2 separate regions of the Homo sapiens genome follow, and region 2 is linked to region 1. Evidence: chromatin loops called from intact Hi-C (ENCODE). Cell type or tissue: heart right ventricle. All regions are shown on one strand. Links, peaks and the distances in the headings refer to the core of each region. The heading gives the core; the rest is flanking DNA. Region 1 overlaps ACTR3 (actin related protein 3). Region 2 overlaps SLC35F5 (solute carrier family 35 member F5).

Evidence for each region. Hi-C counts contacts between places; a loop is a spot of excess contacts. Peaks named below come from ENCODE experiments on the same cell type or tissue, not always from the same donor. Only the 100,000 strongest peaks of a DNase experiment are listed, where the experiment ranks them.
Region 2: it touches region 1 in a loop (2.8-fold over the local background); 23 of 110 quality-filtered maps call a loop at or near these places.

The regions. Positions count from the first base shown.
Region 1 is chr2:113,941,711-113,947,100 of GRCh38, forward strand. ACTR3 (actin related protein 3) reads left to right here. Exons shown (of 12, transcript NM_005721.5): 8 at 476-649. Among named protein-coding and RNA genes, the nearest start is that of LINC01191, 35 kb to the right of the region's middle. In heart right ventricle, for the core only: no CTCF peak of the experiment used is centred there; no DNase peak of the experiment used is centred there.
Region 2 is chr2:113,748,096-113,753,485 of GRCh38, forward strand. It overlaps SLC35F5 (solute carrier family 35 member F5), which reads right to left. Exons shown (of 16, transcript NM_025181.5): 4 at 2,330-2,473. Among named protein-coding and RNA genes, the nearest start is that of SLC35F5, 5.9 kb to the right of the region's middle. In heart right ventricle, for the core only: no CTCF peak of the experiment used is centred there; a DNase peak (open chromatin) is centred at 2,855.

The DNA.
Region 1 (5,390 bases), core at 263-5,262:
CTTTTTTCTTTGCTCTTTTATTTACTCAGACCGTAATCAGTTTTGTTTCAGATAGATATTAAGGATCTATATTAATTTGTGTGGTTATCACAATTATTACTTATTCTTCAGTTCTGTATTTTATTTATTCTCCTTACCTACAGCACAAGATTCATTATTACTGAGACAGAAAATGTTGAATGACATTAGTGAACATTTTCAGGAAATAACATTGAAATAGTAGAAGTCAGCTCTCCAGTCTCTCAAATACTGTTTATATTTAAAGTCAGAAAATATGTGTAGGAGATGAGTATGTTTATTTGTACTACACATATGATAATATCCTAACAAATTTTTCTTCCAGCTTAATTTCCTAATTTTATTTTCTGAAGAGTTTTTTTTTTTTATTGGATTATAGTTTACTGAAAACATGCCATTCTTCTTTACTGTTCCTATAATAAGCAAAAAAAGTTACTTTTGTTTCTTTGTTTTTCAGGAGCGCTATAGTTATGTCTGCCCAGATTTAGTAAAAGAATTTAACAAGTATGATACAGATGGGTCAAAATGGATTAAACAGTATACTGGAATCAATGCTATCTCAAAGAAAGAGTTTTCTATCGATGTTGGTTATGAGAGATTTTTGGGACCTGAAATCTTTTTTCATCCAGAGGTAATTTTTTTTAACGGAATTGTTTAAAAGTATTCAGCAGCAAATATGAATTAATAGATATTCAGAGAGAATTAATCTCAGAAACTTTTATTAGTACACTAAAAGTTTGAGTTTTTATGAAAAGTTTATAAAACATTTTATGAACTTTTTAAAGAAAAAATTTGCTTTTGTTAAAATAAGCAAAATTGTTGCTATTTTTTGCAGATTTAGAAAAAACTTTTTAAAAAATATGTGTGGCTTATGGGGGGGTCATGAAAAGAGGAGAGCCCTTAAATTTTTTTTTTCTTCCCTCCATCATGGACTCAGGTAAAGTTTTGTAATTGAAATAAAATATTTTGGGAAAGGTTCTAGAAAGCTCCCCCCCTCCCTATTTGTGTAAAATGACCATTATACAAAGAACCTTCAATTAACCATTAAAATATATAACTAGTAGCAAAATAGTCTTCTGTCTATGAAGTTTTAGCAACATAAAGGCTTTATTAAATTAAGAAATACATACTTTTAATAATGGAAAATTCTTCTGGTAACTTAGTATCAGAATTGTAACTTTATTAATAGAATTACTAATATTACGTACTTACTCTGCTTATTTAATGTTAAGAATAGTTATTTTTAAAATTTTGTTTATTCACTCAGCAAATGTTAAATGGTTTGAATTTTCATGATCTCAGCTTAAGCACTGGGTATTCAAAGATGAAAAATTATTTTATCTTGCTCTTACTGAGCTCAAAGAATAAAAGAGATGAGTATTTAAACACGTAAGGTTATAGTTGCTTTAATGAGTGTATGTATCTGCTGAGGGCACAGGAACAAAGAGCATGTAAGTCTGCTTGGGAGAACATCTCAGGGGAGATAATGGTTGAACTGAGACTTAAAGGATGAATGGGTGTTTGTCAGTCATGTGTGGTAGGGGAGTATATGTATTTTTGTCAGAAGGTTAGCTAGGCAGAGGTCTTAGACATGAGAGTGCTGGAAAGAAAAGTATAGAGGACAGATTGGTAGGAGAGGGATCCAGATAGGTATTCATGGACCCAGTCTTGAAGGGCAGATATGTTATGCAAGGGAGTTAGCTAGATTCTGTAGTCATGCAAAAATTTTAAGCATAGAAGATAATTGTGTACCATATTAGAAAGGTTACTCTCGCAGCATTGGTTTGGACGGGTTGGAACAGAGGTGTGAATTGTGTTGGAAATAGGTGATTTTACTATAGTATTTTAGATGAAAGATGAATAGTATTTGTGGGTCAGTGAGAATGAGGAAGGAGGTGAGAGAAAAATAGAATCAACATAATCAGTAATTGCTTAGATATGAGGGGAGTAAGAATATGAGGAATCTGTGATAATTCACAGGTTTGTAACTTGGGCAACCCAGTGTGCCATCCACTGAAATTTGTAATACTGAAGGGGAGGAGTAGGTGAAATAGACAAAGATGAGTTTATTATATGCATCTTTTAAAAGGTTCAAAAACAAACACTTGGGTGTTGTAAAGTCATCACCCTTTGTGGGGCACAAAGGAAGAGGTTGGCTGAGAAGGGGCTGTGGAGTAGAAAGGTGAAGAATAGGGCCTTCGTGAACACAGACACGTGGACAGGCTGAGTAAGTAGAGCCTGCAAAGAATACTGAAGATGACAGAGAGGTAGAAGCCAAGCTAAAGGATTATGGTCATAAAATTGAGAGAAGTGAATGTTTCAAGAAGGGAGGGTAAATAGTGCCAGTTGCTGCAGTGAAGTAACATTAGAGGAAACCTTAGAAGTACTTGGAGTTTTTCAGCATCTAGGTTATTGATGATCATAGGGGAGGCGTTTCAATGGAGTGATACGTTAGAGCAGCTTGTTACTTATCTCAGTGAGAGGTGAAGGTTTGGAAATCAGCAGTCTGGACATTCTGAGAGATGGCTATGAAAGAAAAAGACAGTGGACGAGTAAGAATTCAGTTGCAAGAATAAGGCTCAAGATAGTTTTAAATTTTTAAGAGGGCTTACTCCAGTTACAGGAGGGAAGGAATTAAGTATAGGTACAGGAAAATGAACTAGGAAGGGCAGAAGCACAGGTAGGTAGTTGAAGAAGTTCATCATCATAGTTCATAGTTTTAATTTTTTTATGAGGTGGAATCAAGCTTATGTTTTGGGAGAAGGGACTGGACTAAAATTGAGGCCGAAGCGGGCAGATCACGAGGTCAGGAGATCGAGACCATCCTGGCTAATATGGTGAAACCCCGTCTCTACTAAAAAAAAAAAAAAAAAAAAAAAAAAAATTAGCTGGGCGTGGTGGTGGGCGCCTGTAGTCCCAGCTACTCGCGAGGCTGAGGCAGGAGAATGGCGTGAACCCAGGAGGTGGAGCTTGCAGTGAGCCGAGATCACGCCACTGCACTCCAGCCTGGGCGACAGAGCGAGACTTCATTTCAAAAAAAATTGAGGGCTTGTGAAGAATAATGACTTTCATATTTACTGTTGAGGGGAATTGAGAGGGTGACTAGTGAGTACATATTAATAGTATGGGGCATCCATTCTTTACTCAAGGTAGCAGGTTAGATACCCAAAACTTTTAGTTGTGCAATAGTGTCCTCTCGCCTCCCCCAGACAGTTGTGGGAAAGGAGGAAAAGGTTTTGATAAAGCAGAGATTAAAGTATTACAGCATAGAGGAGAGAGCAAGTCCTGAAAGCTGAATTACCTAGGGATAGTGAGGGTACAGGTATTGGAGATCATGATGAAATGACACATAATAATTGTGAATTGGTAGCAGAGGAGTGAGCATGAGAAGGATAAGGAATTGTGGTCAGACTAGTATACTGGAGTGTGAAGGTTTTTGGTGGTACATTTTCTTTGCACTTTATCAAAACATAAAGATTAAGAGGATGTATACACACAATTTTAAAGGTCAAATAACACTGACAGACTTAAAATTAGCAGCTCTTCACCCTCCTGCTGCCATTGTGTTCTATAGAGCATCCACTAGCTTTTAGTTATTGCTCTTGGTAGTAACCCCCAGATTTCTAAATACTGTGATGGTATTGCAGGAACATGGATGGAGCTGTTTCTTGATATGTCACTGTTAGTGGTTTAAATGCTAGCCTCCTTTCAGATTAGTTCTTTCTAGACTCTCTTTTCTTCCAGCCTGCCAACATGTTAGGTTATTGTTATTAGGTAAATCAATAGTATTGTAATATTTATAGTATTATACCTGAGACTGTTGTTCACTTTTGAGGCAAGTAGTGTAATGTGATTCTTTTCCCTTAAAATTCAGCTTTTCCTACACTTTCACCTTGTTTATTCATTTGCTTCATTTTCTTTTTTTTTAACTTTAAGTTCAGGGGTACATGTACAGGTTTTTATATAGGTAAACTTTTGTCATGGAGGTTGTACAGATTGTTTTGTCCCCAGGTATTATTAAGTCTAGTATCCGTTAGCTATGTTTCCTGATCCTCTCCCTCTTCCCACTCTCCACCCTCCGATAGGCCCCAGTGTCTGTTGTTTCCCTCCGTATGTACATGTTTACTTATCATTTAGCTTCCACTTAAAAGTGAGAACATGCAGTAATTGGTTTTCTGTTCTTGCACTGGTTTGCTGAGGATAATGGCCCCCAGCTCCATGCATGTTCCTGCAAAGAACATGACCTCATTCTTTTTTATAGCTGCATAGTATTCCATGGTGTATATGTACCACATTTTCTTTATCCAGTCTACCATTGATGGGCATTTAGGTTGATTCCATGTCTTTATTTTTGTGAAGTGCTGCAGTGAACATACATATGCATGTGCCTTTATGATAGAACAATTTATACTCCTTTGGGTATGTGGGATTGCTGGGTTGAATATTTATGTTTTAGGTTCTTGAGGAATTGCCACACTGTTTTCCACAATGGTTGAACTAATTTACACCTAATATACACCAAGAGAGTATAAGCGTTTCTTTTTCTTTCCAGCTTTGCCAGCACCTTTTTTTTTCTTTTTAAATTGTATTTATTTTTTAAAAATATTTTCTCTTTCCTTCATTTTTTAGGAGGGATGGTGTGAGAATATTTTTTGAGTTTTTAATAATAGCCATTCTGACTGGTATGAGATGGTATCTCATTGTGGGTTTGATTTACATTTCTCTAATGATCAGTGACGTTGAGCTTTTTTTCTTAAGATTTTTGGCCACATATATGTCTTCTTTTGAAAATTGTTCATGTCCTTTGCCCACTTTTTAATGGAGTTGTTTTTTCCTTGTATATTTATTTAAGTTCCTTATAGATGCTGGATATTAGACCTTTGTCAGATGTGTAATTTGCAAAGATTTTCTCCCATTCTGTAGGTTGTCTGTTTACTCTGCTGATAGTTTCTTTTGCTGTGCAGAAGCTCTTTAATTAGATCCCATTTGTCATTTTTTGCTTTTGCCATCTTCATCATGGAATCTTTGCCCATACCCGTGTCCAGAATGGTATAATTTGCTTCATTTTGTTTGTACAGTCATTTATTCATTCATTTATTTATTGGGGTTTGAATTAACTTTCTTGTTATACACGGTCTGGAAGGGAACCGAGGAGGGTGGGTCTCATTCTATATAGAGGATTTTAACAGTTTCTTTTCCAAACAGGATTGAAATATTGTATTCATTGTTTTTTTGCCCCCTGATTCATCCTTGGTCATTTACCTTTCCTTTTAATTCTCTTGCTGTCATTTTAGCGGAGAGTCAAGAGACGGGAGAGATAACCACATGTAGCTGGAAGTTAGGACAGATTTTTGTATGGGCCATTTATATGT
Region 2 (5,390 bases), core at 283-5,282, 190 kb before region 1:
ACAGCAACAAAAAATGAATGAAGTACAGAAACACTACAATATGGATTAACCTTGAAAAGAATTCCATTTTCATTTTTATTTTATTTTTTTGAGACAGTCTCACTCTGTCACCCAGACTGGAGTGTAGTGGTTCAGTCTCTGCTCACTGTAACCTTCACCTCCCGACTTCAAGCAATTCTCATGCCTCAGCCTCCCGACTAACCGGGATTACAGGAGTGCACCACCACGACTGGCTAATTTTTTGTATTTTTAGTTGAGACAGAGTTTCACCATGTTAGCCAGGCTGGTCTCAAACTCCTGGCCTCAAGTGATCCACTCACCTCAGCTTCCTAAAGTGCTGGAATAATAGGCATGAGATACCGCACCAGGCCCAATTCCATTTTTGTAAAAAATAAAAAATACACACATGAAAAGAATGGCAGGATATATGTCAAAATATTATCAGTGGTTATTCCTTGAATGGTAGCATTTATTTTCCTCTTTTTGTTTCTCTGTAGCGTCTAAATTTTCAACAATATACCTATACTAATACACATACAATTTATCCCTACATGTGATATTATGATGTATATATAATTTCTACAATGTATATGTATTACTTTTGCAAAGTAAAAAAATACATACTCATATTTTTGGTAAGTTAAATTTGTGTGTGTACATGAGTATACATTTGCAGGCTTCACCTACATTTAAAAAATTGTTTTTAATTGTTTTTTATTTATTTATTTTGAGACGGAGTTTCACTGTCACCAGGCTGGAGTGCAGTGGTGCGATCTCAGCTCACTGCAGCCTCTGACTCCCAAGTCCATGCAACTCTCCTGCCTCAGCCTCCCGAGCAGCTGGGACTACAGGAGTGCGCCACCATGCCCAGTTAATTTTTGTATTTTTAGTAGAGACGGGGTTTCACCATGTTGGCCAAGGATGGTCTCGATCTCCTGACCTCATGATTCGCCCCCTCGGCCTCCCAAAGTGCTGGGATAAGAGGCATGAGCCACTATGGCCCAGGCAGGTCTTGAACTCCTGAGGCTCAAGAGATCTGCCTGCCTCGGCCTCCCAGCATGCTGGGATTACAGGCATGAGCCACCAAGCCCAGCTTTAAAAAACAATTATTGAAAGCCCCTGACTGCTGGGTGCAGTGGCTCAGGTCTGTAACCCCAGCACTTTGGGAGGCCAAGACGGTGGAATGCCTGAGGCCAGACTTTGAGATCAGCCTGAGCAACATAGTGAGACACTGTCTCTACAAAAAATACAAAAATCAGTGGGGTGTGGTGTTGCATGGCTACGTACTCAGCTACTTGAGAGACTGAGGCAAGTAGACTGCTTGAGCCCAGGATTCAAGGTTACAGCAAACTGTGATTAAACCACTGCACTCCAGCCTGGGCAACAAAGTGAGACCCTGTCTCTAAAAATAAATTAATAATTTTAAAAAGGATGTACTTATTAGATAAGACAAGAAACAATACTATTTTAACCCACAAAAAATAATACACACGAAAGAAAAAGATTAAGAGAGACAGAAAATAATACAGTGGTTACTAGGGTTTGGAGGGAAGAATGAATAGTGGTTATTTTTAAGTCTGTGTACAGACTTTCGGTCTAGGATGATGAAAAATTCTGGAGCTGATGGTTATAGAGCAAAGTCAATGCGCTTAATGCCACTACTATACATTTAAAAATAGTTAAAATGGTGTATTTCACATTATATATATTCTAACATAATAAAGAATTTTTTAAAAGGATTAACATAAGAAAGTTTTATAATTCTTCATTCTCAATAATTCAAAATTTCTACTTCTATAAGGAAGATATATCATTATATAAACTCATATTTCTTTCAACACTATGAATGAGCATATTATATTATATTACATCAATCAAAGAATATAATTTGATTAGCCAAACATCTAAAATACGTCTGGAAATATGATATTTTCATTTTAATACATAAAACTTTGAATTTTTTTGTTTCCAGAATCCACCTAACAATTAGAGGATACTCATCCAATCTGCAAATGACAGACTCTTGATATTCTTCTTATTCCTTACTTTCATCTTCATTGCCACATTAATTGATTTGGGCTAATTCAAGAATTTTTAACAACTCAGAAAATGTCATGGAGTAAGAGTTCTCACAAACTATTCTGATACTACTTAATTAGAAGAATAAATTTAAAATTTTGGACAAGAGCCGGTTTTCTTATATCATCTTCACTCACTTAACTGAACAACTTAAAATATGACCGTCCTTAAAGAAACTAATACATCTTTAAACTTTGAAAAAACGTATCTATACCCCCTTCCTAACAGACAGTTAAAATTAAAAACTTACAAAAGCAGCATGCTTTCCGCGAAGTCCTCTTGTACACTGTTGTCTCCATGGCTTCCAAATAATAAAGCCCAAAAGGTACAAAACAAACATAGATGTTTTTGCAAAGGTGCTGAAGAATGGTTTGTTGTACTGGGTAAAAACATACTGTAGAGGAAAAAGTTACACAGACAACTCTGAGATGACCTTAAACCTTATTACTCATCTCCAAAATAAAGTCACTACATGATTTTTAACTCTTCAGAAGTTCACTTGGAAAGAAAAAGTCAAAGCGATTACAAAAGTATTTTAGATCCATTTCTGAAGACTGTATCGGCCTTGCACACAGAAGGGCACCACCAAACAAAGCAGCAACAGCTGCTAAAAGAAGTTGGGTTTACCATTCGTTGGGACCTACCACGAAACAGTGCCTACACTAGGAGCTAAAGAAAAGTAAGACAGGGCCAGGCGCGGAGGCCCAAGCCAATAATCCCAGCACGTGGGGAGACCAAGACAGGAAGATTGCTTGAGCCCAGAATTTCAAGACCTGCCTGGGCAACATGGCAAAACTCCGTCTCTGCAGCAAAATAGAAAAATTAGCCAGGGTGGTGGCGTGCACCCTCAGTCCCAGCTACTTGGGAGGCTGAAGCGGGAGGATCCCCTGAGTTCACAAAGGTTGAGGCTGCAGTGAGCCATGGTCAAGCCACTGCACTCCAGCCTGGGCAACAGAGCAAAGACCCTATCTCATAAAGAAAAACAAAAGAGAAGGAAGGGAAGTTATCCTGCCCTTGGGGAGCTTAACATCTAATAGAGGAGACATATATATGAAGAGAATACAGCATCATGTGCCAAGTAACAAGAGACGGGTTCAGGATGCCACGGAGCACCAAAAGGAGACTGACAAATTTCAAGGTTATGGACGTTTCCCAAGGGAGACTGTTTTTTTGTTTGTTTGTTTGTTTTTAGTGTATTGTGAATATAAACTCACAATTTTTTATATCCTAAGAAAATTCCTAGTTATATCCACTAAAAAGGCATAGAAAAAAATGACAATCCAGGAGGAAAGTGCAACTCTAGGACGTAAATGGTGGTCCACGCCATTTTACACTAAAAGAAACAATGGCTCTGGCCAGGCACAGTGGCTCACACCTATAATCCCAGCACTTTGGGAGGCCGAGGCGGGTGGATCACTTGAAGTCAGGAGTTTAAGCCCAGCCTGGCCAACATGGCGAAACCCTGTCTCTACAAAAAATACAAAAATTTGCAGTACATGGGGGCACCTGCCTGTAATCCCAGGTACTCTGGAGGCTGAGGCAGGAGAATCACTTGAACCCAGGAGTCAGAGGTTATAGTGAGCCAAGATCATGCCACTGCACCATTCCATACTGGACAACAGCGTGAGACTCTGTCCCCAAAAAAGAAACAATGGCTCCTATAATAAATGGCCAAATCCAGGTATGGAGCAGAAAATGTACAAGATGGGCCCAGGGCATCTTGTGGTGGAAAGAAAATGTTAAAGATTAATAAGATGTCAGGCACAGTGGCTCACGCCTGTAATCCCAACACTTTGGAAGGCCAAGGCGGGTGGATCACTTGAGGTCAGGAGTTCAAGACCAGCCTGGCCAACACAGTGAAACCCAGTCTGTACTAAAAATACAAAAATTAGCTGGGCGTGGTGGCAGGTGCCTATAATCCCAGCTACTCAGAAGGCTGAGGCAGGAGAATTGCTTGAACCTGGGAGGCGGAGATTGCAGTGAGCCGAGATAGTGCCATTGCACTCCAGCCTGGGTGACAAGAGCAAAACTCTGTCCCATCTCAAAAAAAAAAAAAAAAGATTAATAAGGCCATATTAAAAAGACTTAAAGAATTCCAGCTAATAAATACAGAGGGAATAACTCAAAAAAAAATCACCATTTTGCAACCCCTAATGAAATACTTTATCTAGACAACTTAAACGTGGATATTCAACTATTACCTAAAAGTTGGTGAGGAATTTTATAGTACTTAAATTGGCATCATCTAAAGTGAGACTTGCAGTCATTATGTATGTCATGCTGGAATGTTACAGGAAGTACTCAGTACCCCAAAGTATTCTTTCCTGAAAACTAAACCTAAATCAAGACTTTACACCTAACTACCACTTTACAAGAAATAAGAGAAAAATAACAAGTTAAATGATACCCCAAGGAAACAATCAGCCAAATCCAGAATGTGTGATACATCCAATAGGAAAAATGACCCAGTTTCTCCAACAAATTTATGGTATTAAAAAAAAGGAGGGAAGATACAGTTAAGGAGTAAAAGATACCACAAATGCAATGCGTGATCTTCATTTAGATCCTAACAAACTTAATGGGAAAAAAAAGTGCTTGACACCACCGGAGAAAACTGGACTGGAGAAAACTGAACATAGACTGGATATCAGATGATCTTAAGGAATTACAGTTAATTGTGTTAACTATGTTAATGGCATAGTGATTATGTTTAAGAAAATTAAAAGTCCTTTTCAGTTTAAAGTAAATAGGAAAGAAATCGTGGGTGAAATGGCATGTGACATATGCTTTAAAATATGCTTTAAAATGCTCCAGGAAAAAAAGTTTTGAGGAGAGGTTGATAAGGTTGGCAAATTTGGTTAAGTGCTAAAGCTAAGTAACGAATACATGGAGACTCATTATAATATTCTACTTTGTATATGTTAGAAAATAACCATAATAAAAAGACTGATTTTCTTTTTGAAATACACACTTTATCTCCAAAGTTTGTTTTTCTTTTTTTTTTTTTTTTTTTTTTTTTTTGCTAAGGAGTTTCACTCTTGTTGCCCAAGCTGGAGTGCAATGGCATGATCTCAGCTCACTGCAACCTCTGCCTCCCAGGTTCAAGCGATTCTCCTGCCTCAGCCTCCAGAGTAACTGGGATTACAGGCACCCACCACCACACCCAGCTAATTTTTGTATTTAGTAGAGACTGAGTTTCACCATGTTGGCCAGGCTGGTCTCGAACTCCTGACTTCAGGTGATCTGCCCACCTGATCTTCCCAAAGTGTTGGGATTTCAGGCGTGAGCCACTGCGCCTGGCCCTATCTCCA